Linked DNA regions of Homo sapiens: region 1 is linked to region 2. A link is a loop called in an ENCODE intact Hi-C map of the cell type or tissue named here. Cell type or tissue: dorsolateral prefrontal cortex. All regions are shown on one strand. Links, peaks and the distances in the headings refer to the core of each region. The heading gives the core; the rest is flanking DNA. Region 1 has its middle 14 kb from the start of MIR4786. Region 2 has its middle 120 kb from the start of MIR4786.

Region 1 (4,377 bases), core at 222-4,221, 110 kb after region 2:
GTGTATGAAGTAAAAGACTTAGAGTAAGCTAAGGTTAGCTTACTGAAGAAAGAAAACTTTTAACGATAAATTGAGTTTAGCCTAAGTGTGCAATGTCTATAAAGTCTGCAGCAGTGCACAGTCATGTCCCAGGCCCTCACGTTCACTCCCCACCCACTGGCTGACTCACCGACCTAACGGTGCAGTCCTCAGGATGTATCCCCGTCATTACACAAAGCATGACTGTATTGCCACTCTCACAGCCTGGAGGGGGCTCAAGGGCATTAGGCTGAATTTTAAAAGTTAATCTCTAAAGGTCACATGCCGCACAATTCCATTTATACAAAATTCTCAAAATGACAAAATCACAGAGCTGCAGAACAGCTTCCTGGTTGCCAGGGTTAGGGGTGGGGCAAGGGGAGGAGCCTGGGTGGCGACTGGGGACAGCCTGAGGGAGATTCACACGATGACATCAGCGTGGCAGCCGCCACAGGTGGCAAAATTCTATAAAACCACATGGAACAACAAATGAGTGTGAGGAAAGCTGGCAAAAACTCGGCAAGGCTGGTGGGCCCATCACTGTCAGGTCCCTGGTACCCCAATACGGTGGCTGTGGGGGTGCTGGGCAAGGACACAGGGGACTTCTGCATGCTGCGTTTGCAATTTCTTGTGCATGTGTAGTCATCAAATTAAAAGTTAAAAGCAAAGACACAAAACACCAGTACCCAGGTAAAGAGCGACTGAAGTCAAGAAGGGCCCTCCCATCCCACATGGGAAAACAGCAGACCCCAGCACAGCCCCCACCACAAACGCGAGTAAGGAGCAGAAGGTCTGTACAAAGATTCCAGGACTTTAAAAAAAAAATAACAAAAGAAGAAAACAAATGTAACAGAAAAAAAAAGGCAGGTACCAATGCCACTTTGAAGGCATAATTGTTCCATAACAGAAGAAAATGTATACCTCAACTGCTTTCATGTTTTCCAAGAAATAAAGGAGCACATGAATTCCATGAATCATGACTAAAGAAAAGAAGGCAAAAGACAAGATGAAATACAGAGCTGGAAAGAGAACACAAAGAGGAAAAAGGAAAACCACTTGCGATCTGAAAATTACTTCTATTGTGATTATTATTCTGTGAAGTCAGTTCCTCATGGCAGGAAATCCCCCGAATCCACGCCAGACTCCTCGGCCCTGGCCCACCGCGAGCCGCTGCTGGGTTTAATGCAGTTCCTGTCTCCCACCCTGGAGCTGTGACAGCGACATCTCGTTTCCAACTATGCTCTCCCCACAGGTGACCTCATCCAGGGCCCTGGGGGACACTCTCACCTGTGATTCCCAAGCTGTCTCCAAGCCCTGCCTCACCTGCTCCAGAGGCACCCAGCCAACCACCGGACATCCCGCTCCAGGTCCCTCTGTGCAAGGATGTCAGACCCTTCCGCGTTCCCTGCAGCGTCCCTTCCAAACAGGTGGTATCCGTGTTCCAAGCAGCCCAGGCCCAACCTCGGAGCCTGTGTGGTTGCTCCTTCACCCCACTCCTCCCATCAGCGGATCCTCCGCGAATCCTCCCAGCCTTGACTCCGAAACGCTTTGTCTCCCATCGCCCCGCGGCCACCCGGATCCCACTCCCGAGGTCAGGAGCCCCCGACTCTTCCTCCTGCACCTACTCCTGTCTCTGTCCAGTGCTCCCCACTGGCGCCCGGTGAGCTGAAGACAAGAACCAAAGCAGGCTTGAACCCCCTCCCGTGCCTTCCCACTGCTCTTTAAAAATGAAGAGAACGCTGCATCTGGCTAACGAGATCGTAACAAGATCGCCACCCGGCGTCTCCAAAGCCGGGATGCAGCCACCCAGGCGAGACGCTGCCCTGACACTGCAGTGATGTGCGTGCTTGGCACCAACCGGTGGCCTGGCTGCTGCCCTGGAGACAGGGACAATGGCTGCATCAGCCACCCATGGGTTACGGAGGACGGTACCGGGCAGAGACGCAGACACCGATGACTGAGTTGTCGAAGGTGGTTGAGAATGGGAAGGAGGGGCCAGGGTCTCACGAGGCCATTTCTCTTGTGGTCTCAGGTCTCACTCCTGAGCCTCCATAAAAAGGAAAAAATGAGTCAAAAAGAGCTCTTGCAAGGAATGCAAAATAAGCCATGGCAGTGTTTCCTCACCTCTCAACGTTATTTAATCAGTGGTGATTTTCCTTCTTGTGGGAGGCTAGTGCACCTCACAAGCCCGGGAAGTGCGGCAGCCCTTGCTGCTCCAGCAAGCTGCCCTGCTCCTCCGCCGGCCCTGCTTCTCCACCAGCCCTGCTCCTCCACTGCTCTTGCTCCTCCACCGCCCCTGCTTCTCCACCACCCCTGCTCCTCCACTGCCCCTGCTCCTCCACTGCTCTTGCTCCTCCGCCGGCCCTGCTTCTCCACCAGCCCTGCTTCTCCACTGCTCTTGCTCCTCCACTGCCCCTGCTTCTCCACCAGCCCTGCTCCTCCACTGCCCCTGCTCCTCCACTGCTCTTGCTCCTCCGCCGGCCCTGCTCTCCCACTGCCCCTGCTCCTCAGCCAGCCCTGCTCCTCCACTGCCCCTGCTCCTCCACCAGTCCTGCTCCTCCACTGCCCCTGCTCCTCCACTGCCCCTGCTCCTCCGCTGCCCCTGCTTCTCCACCGCCCCTGCTCCTCAGCCAGTCCTGCTTCTCAACTGCCCCTGCTCCTCCACCAGTCCTGCTCCTCCACTGCCCCTGCTCCTCCGCTGCCCCTGCTTCTCCACCGCCCCTGCTCCTCAGCCAGTCCTGCTTCTCAACTGCCCCTGCTCCTCCACCAGTCCTGCTCCTCCACTGCCCCTGCTCCTCCGCTGCCCCTGCTTCTCCACCGCCCCTGCTCCTCCACCAGCCCTGCTTCTCCACTGCCCCTGCTCCTCAGCCAGCCCTGCTTCTCCACCGCCCCTAGTCCTCCGCCAGCCCTGCTTCTCCACCACCCCTGCTCCTCTGCCACCCCTGCTCCTCCATTGCCCCTGCTCTGACCTTTGCCATGACCTTCACATCCCCTGCAAATTTCCTCCTTCAGCCGTGCATGCAGATCATCTCCCAGGATGCCCTCCTCAGAGACCTTTCCTGACCCCGTCCCCATGGATCCCGTCCTGATCGCCACTTCGCCGAGAGAAATGACCAGGTCACACCAAGCAGAAAGACGGTCCTGCCTGTCTGCAGGCAGTGGCTCCAGTCCCTCTGCACCCCGCTGTCCGCAGCCTCTGCTGACCCTGCCTGCCGCCCCCAAAGAGCTCTACAGACTCACAGGTGGCACCCGGCCAATCAGTGGTGAGCACCAGGAAGGAAAGGTACACAGGGCGGGGTTGTGGGAAACAGGGAGGTGGAAGGCAAGGATGCACCGGGAGCCGGACCAGAGGGCGTGCAGAAGAGTTCCTGGCAGGGGAACAGCAGGCATGGAGGCCCCGGTGGATGGGTACAGCGAGCTCAGGAGGAGGGGCAGGGTCCAGGAGGGGTGTGGCAGGGAGGGAGGTCAGGAGGCCGCAGGGTCCTGGTGGACGGGTACAGCATGCCCAGGAGGGGGGGCAGGGTCCAGGAGGGGTGTGGCAGGGAGGGAGGTCAGGAGGCCGCAGGGTCCTGGTGGACGGGTACAGCATGCCCAGGAGGGGGGGCAGGGTCCAGGAGGGGTGTGGCAGGGAGGGAGGTCAGGGGGCAGTAGGGCCCTGTGGAGAATGGCGTTTAGCTTTTTAGGGCCGTGGGAGCCTCGGAGGGTTTTGAGCAGAGCAGTGACTTGATTTGCTAAATTGAGTGCTTCTGGTCCCATTGGCTTTTCCCTGTGAGCATCTGAACAGCAACTTTCACCCTGGCCACAGGCATGAGCTCTTTGGGGCAGACCGGCTTAATCCACATGATGTAGTCTCTCTCACTTCTGCAGAAATCAAGGTGTCTGCAGGGCTGCAGGAAAGAAGCTGTTCCGGGCCTCTCTGGAGGTGCCCAGCACCCCTGGCATGCAGGCACCTCGCTCCAGCCCCTGCCCGTCCTCACACAGCCCCCTCCCTCTCCTTCGATGACACTTGTCATTGGATGAGGATGTGCCCGAAAGCCAGGATGAGCTCATCTCAGTATCCTTAACTAACATATCTGCAAAGATCCCTTTTCCAAATGAGGTCACATTCACAAGTCCCAGGTGGACACGTTCTGGGGACACCACTCGCCTCGCCACAGCGTCTTTCCACCAAGCGGGGTCTCCTCGCCACAGCGTCTTTCCCCCAAGCAGGGTCTCCACCTGCACTGTGCCCTCCAGATCTCCAAGCGCCCAAACCAGTGCTTGGCACACAGCAGGTGCCCAGTCAGTGTTTACTCAGTGAATGAATACAAGCTCAGCAAGATGAGAAGGCTGGCCCACAGGCCATAGCGGCCCCCAAGC
Region 2 (4,377 bases), core at 163-4,162:
GGACTGAGACATGTGCATGTTTGCATTCTCGAGGCACCTAGTGCATGAGACTTGTCTTGCCTGAGGCCTGGGAGGACTACCGAGACCACCTCTGAGGAAGTGCTTCATGATGAAATGGAGATGCACACATGTCATGCACCATTAATATTAGCAGCAAAACTCGGGCTACCCCCACAGAGAGAGATTGCATATCCTAGCAGCAATGTGACAGATGATAAGCAGACAGAGATGCTGCACCCAACATCCCTTAGAGGTGATAAGGCCTCCATTTGCCACATTAAACAACTTGTCACATTGAACTGAAGACACCAAGAGGGCCGGCTTCAGGGACATGAGAACGGGCACGATCAGAACCTTCCGCAGGAGTCCAGGCAACTTTCCCAGGGCCTGCCTCTGTGCCCACTGATGCCAGGACCACACACGGGCTCTCTGCACTCCCATGGCTTCTCCCCGGTTTCTGAAGGTCCCTTGGTGACCAGCACCACTGACCAACGAGGATATCTAATCTACTAAAGCCGTGTGTTCAGGAGCCCTGCCGTCCCACTAATGTGGATATGATGCGATTGGTGACTGGCTTAAGCTTTTATGCTAGGTAAAGAGGTGGGTGAGGCCAGACATTGAGAAGGGTCAGCCCTGTCCTGGGGAGTGGAGAGGCCCAAGGGGGCCTTGGATCTCCAGAGCTGTCTCACAGCAAGCCCCAGATCTGGCTGGTGAGAAGTGGAGTCAGTGCACTCAGGGGTGTCTGCCATCCACATCGCCAGCATGGGGTCCAGGCCATGTGGGACTCGTCATCCCAGGGACATCTAAGCCCCCGTGGCTGGTCACCACCAGCTGGTGCCCGAGGTGGCTGAGCTGATGGACTCAGGATCAGAGAGCTTCATAGGCTTGTCCTGGTCTTTTTCTTCCCCTTTGTGGTATTTTTCTCATCACTAGGTAGGTACTATGCTGCATTTCCTGTTCTAAACCCTTGAGTGGGGTGTTTCCTCATCCTGACCACTGTACTAGATGCCAACCAGCCCAGGTCCCTCTTAAGGGAAACTCCAAGCTTCTGCCCACGGTTCTGTCCCTGCCCTCCTGGGATCCCAGCCCTGGCTATTAGCCTGGACCTCATCTGATCATTCACCGGCATGCTGACCTGAGCCCCATCTGATCACTGTCTGGCATGCTGACCTGGGCCCCATCTGATCACTGTCCGGCATGCTGACCTGAGCCCCATCTGATCACTGTCCGGCATGCTGACCTGGGCCCCATCTGATCACTGTCCGGCATGCTGACCTGGGCCCCATCTGATCACTGTCCGGCATGCTGACCTGAGCCCCATCTGATCACTGTCTGGCATGCTGACCTGAGCCCCATCTGATCACTGTCCGGCATGCTGACCTGGGCCCCATCTGATCACTGTCCGGCATGCTGACCTGAGCCCCATCTGATCACTGTCCGGCATGCTGACCTGAGCCCCATCTGATCACTGTCCGGCATGCTGACCTGAGCCCCATCTGATCACTGTCTGGCATGCTGATCTGGGCCCCATCTGATGACTGTCTGGCATGCTGACCTGAGCCCCATCTGATCATTGGCCAGCACGCTAACCTGGGCCCCATCTGATCATTGACTGGCACGCTGACCTGGACCTCATCTATCATTCACCAGCACACTGACCTGAACCCTAAATCCCTCGGGCCCTTGACCTCTCATCACATCCCTCCTGCCAGGACCCAGCCCAGAGAGCATCTGGCCATCTGATTTCTCTTTTACTCCTGGTTGGCTAAATGAAGCTAATGAAAAAGTCACATAAATGGCACCAAAGCAAAAGCATGATGTCCAGCCTTGCTGGCCCCTCCTAGCCCGAGGCCCCAGCCCTGTCCGCTCAGGGGTGCTCTGGCCTGCTGCAGCGAACATGAAAACATGGAACCTGCCTAAGGGGTGAAAGCTCCTTCTCTTCCCTTCCCGTCCTGTCCCGCCTCAGACCAAGCACCGGCCTCTGCCTCCTGTATCCAGGGCCTTTCTCTACCCACCCGGCATCTGCTGCCCACTGTTGGGTCTTGGCCTCCCTCCTACAGCTTCCCCCAGCCCTCAGGCACCTTCACAACCATCCAGGGCAGCTGGGCTCCTCGCAGGATGCCCACACTGCCCATCCAGGGCAGGCAAGCTGGGCCCCCCATGGGAAGAGCAGGGAGCTCCTGGCTTTGCCCTGGATCCTGGGAAGTGTTGCTACGATCATGGCCCACACAAAGCTCCATTGTTCCCCCAAACAGTAGCAATCAGAGTTCAGGCCAAGTTGGACGTGTAACAGAGGGCACCCATGCTGCAGAGATCTCCATAGATCCTTTCTCCGTTCCCCACCAAGCCACACTCTCGCTGTCCCTCCAACCCCACCAGTTCCTCCTCCCCATCCTTGATTCCCTTCAGGACTAACCCTGGGGGTTCTGCCCGGCTGGGCTCCTCCCCTGTGGCAGGAACCCCAGGCTCAGTCTAGGGGAGCTGCCCCTTCTCAGAGGTGGAGGCTTTTCTGGCACGTCACTCAGCGGATGCATCTGTGGGAAGGGCCAGTCCTTTGCCTCCGCCACCTTGAGACGTGGCCCTGGCTCCTCTGGAGATGACGATTCAATCAGAAAAAGTACTTCAGCTCCAGTAAGGTGCTGGGATCGGCTCAGGGGGCCCCATGGGTCCTCAAATCCCAGCGAGGGCATGCTCTGCAAGCTGATGACACACCCTGCACTGACCACAGTATCCGGCACATGGTATAAGTCATGAACCCTGGCCAAGGAGGCATCAAACAGCACAGAACACGGTGAGCAGTCAGTGCTTCCTTCCAGCACCTCCAGGAAGGACAGCCCAGGCCTCCAGAAACGTGTGTGCGGCCTTGAGATGGGAGAGCACTGAGGGGACCTCGGGGGAGGCCCGGCAGAGGACACAGCTGCCTGCAGGAAGGCCTTAAAGCTCAGAAGGTCACCCGAGAGGGGCTGTGACTTTCCCATAAGGGAACAAGTGTCCAGCGGGGTGGGTGATGCTGTCACCTCCCAGTCACAGCTCTCCAGGACATTCCAGAATTGACAACCAGTGCACCCTACAGTCTGTATCCAGCAGACATCAGCCCACCCCTGCCCAGGGCCATCGGCTGCCATAAATGGGGCCTCTGTCTTGAATATGTGGGTTCCTGGGTCACCCAGCATTGTGTAAGGAAGGTGTCTCTCAAGATGAGGAGTGGAGGGGGCACAGCTGCTTCTGTGGCTGGACTCTGGTCTTGCACACCAAGGCTCTGTTTCTTCATCTGCAAACAAGGACAATTTGCCCTGAGCCCCTTCCATGTTGGCTGGTGAAGCCACCGCCCAGGTCTGGTGGGAGTCCCCAGGGAGGGAGTGGTCCTTCAGCAGTGCCAGGCAGGGGTGCCCAGGGTCTGCAGGGGCAAAGGGGTGGAATTCAGAGTCCAAGAGACAGATGTGCTTGGAGGAGAGGGGGCCGTCTTCCAGGAACCTGGAGGGAAAGGAGGAGAGGCTCTGTCTGGGGACAGTGGCCGAGTGTCAGAGCCTCTTTTTGAACCTCAGAAACAGGTTGTTTAAAGAACTTCTCCCTCGAGTTCCACTCCAGAAAGTAGCAGCAGGAACACGATCCAATCAGCAGCAGCATCAAACCGCCTGTGTGAAGTCATCCATGCAGCCGCCCACACACGTCCTCTGCCTTATCTGGTATCTGATGATTTTTCTGGAGAGGAGCCATGTCAAAGCTGGGATGCCTGGCGCTCCTGGCCCAAGGATCGGGACAGTGCCCTCTCCCTTCCTCTCATCCCCACGCAGGTGCCCGTCCAGCTCGCACTGATCTGTGCGTATCCGTGCTGCAAGTGCTTGGGCCTTTGCTGGCACCTCCGTTCCTGTGGCCTCAGCCCCTTCTCCCCGTGCTTCGATTTGGGCACTTTGCCCTTCCTCTCAATTTAGCGGGGGTATCACCTCTCCTGGGAAGCCCCCCATGGCATTTCCAGTCCAGTTTCATGACTGCACCTTTGGAAATCTCTGTCCCCTGTGTTGAAATGACCCACATCCTTGTTTTCTAGATCATTTATGCCTTGAGAGTAGGAACTCAGGGGCTTCAGCTCTCTGCCACCAGCACTGAGCACACAGTGGGCATTTGATCCTGGCCATGACAGAAGAGGGAAAATCAGACCCACCTCCCAGGGAATCAGGAGCAGGTGGCCAAAATCAGAGAGATGGATGCTGGGAGGTCATCCAGACAAACAGCCTCAGTGTCAGGCAGGGCTTCCAAGGACAGATGGGTGGATTCTGCTGTGATCCCAAGAAAGAGGAGAGGGGGAGGAAGCAGAGGTCTGATGGCGTCACCTTAGAAAGGCCACGTGGGGGCAAGGGCGGGGCGGAGAGTTCCCAG

Evidence for each region. A loop is a pair of places that touch in the nucleus more often than their neighbours do. Peaks named below come from ENCODE experiments on the same cell type or tissue, not always from the same donor. Only the 100,000 strongest peaks of a DNase experiment are listed, where the experiment ranks them.
Region 1: it touches region 2 in a loop (6-fold over the local background); 1 of 110 quality-filtered maps calls a loop at or near these places.

Annotation. Positions count from the first base shown.
Region 1 is chr2:239,927,338-239,931,714 of GRCh38, forward strand. It overlaps a transcript of NDUFA10 not described here. Among named protein-coding and RNA genes, the nearest start is that of MIR4786, 14 kb to the right of the region's middle. RefSeq lists a silencer at 1,567-1,788. In dorsolateral prefrontal cortex, for the core only: a CTCF peak has its summit at 1,824; DNase peaks (open chromatin) are centred at 464, 1,314 and 1,824; H3K4me3 peaks cover 1,923 bases; H3K27ac peaks cover 2,125 bases.
Region 2 is chr2:239,816,635-239,821,011 of GRCh38, forward strand. No RefSeq gene overlaps it. Among named protein-coding and RNA genes, the nearest start is that of MIR4786, 120 kb to the right of the region's middle. RefSeq lists enhancers at 1,371-1,957, 2,675-3,175. In dorsolateral prefrontal cortex, for the core only: no CTCF peak of the experiment used is centred there; DNase peaks (open chromatin) are centred at 1,587 and 2,237; H3K27ac peaks cover 1,278 bases.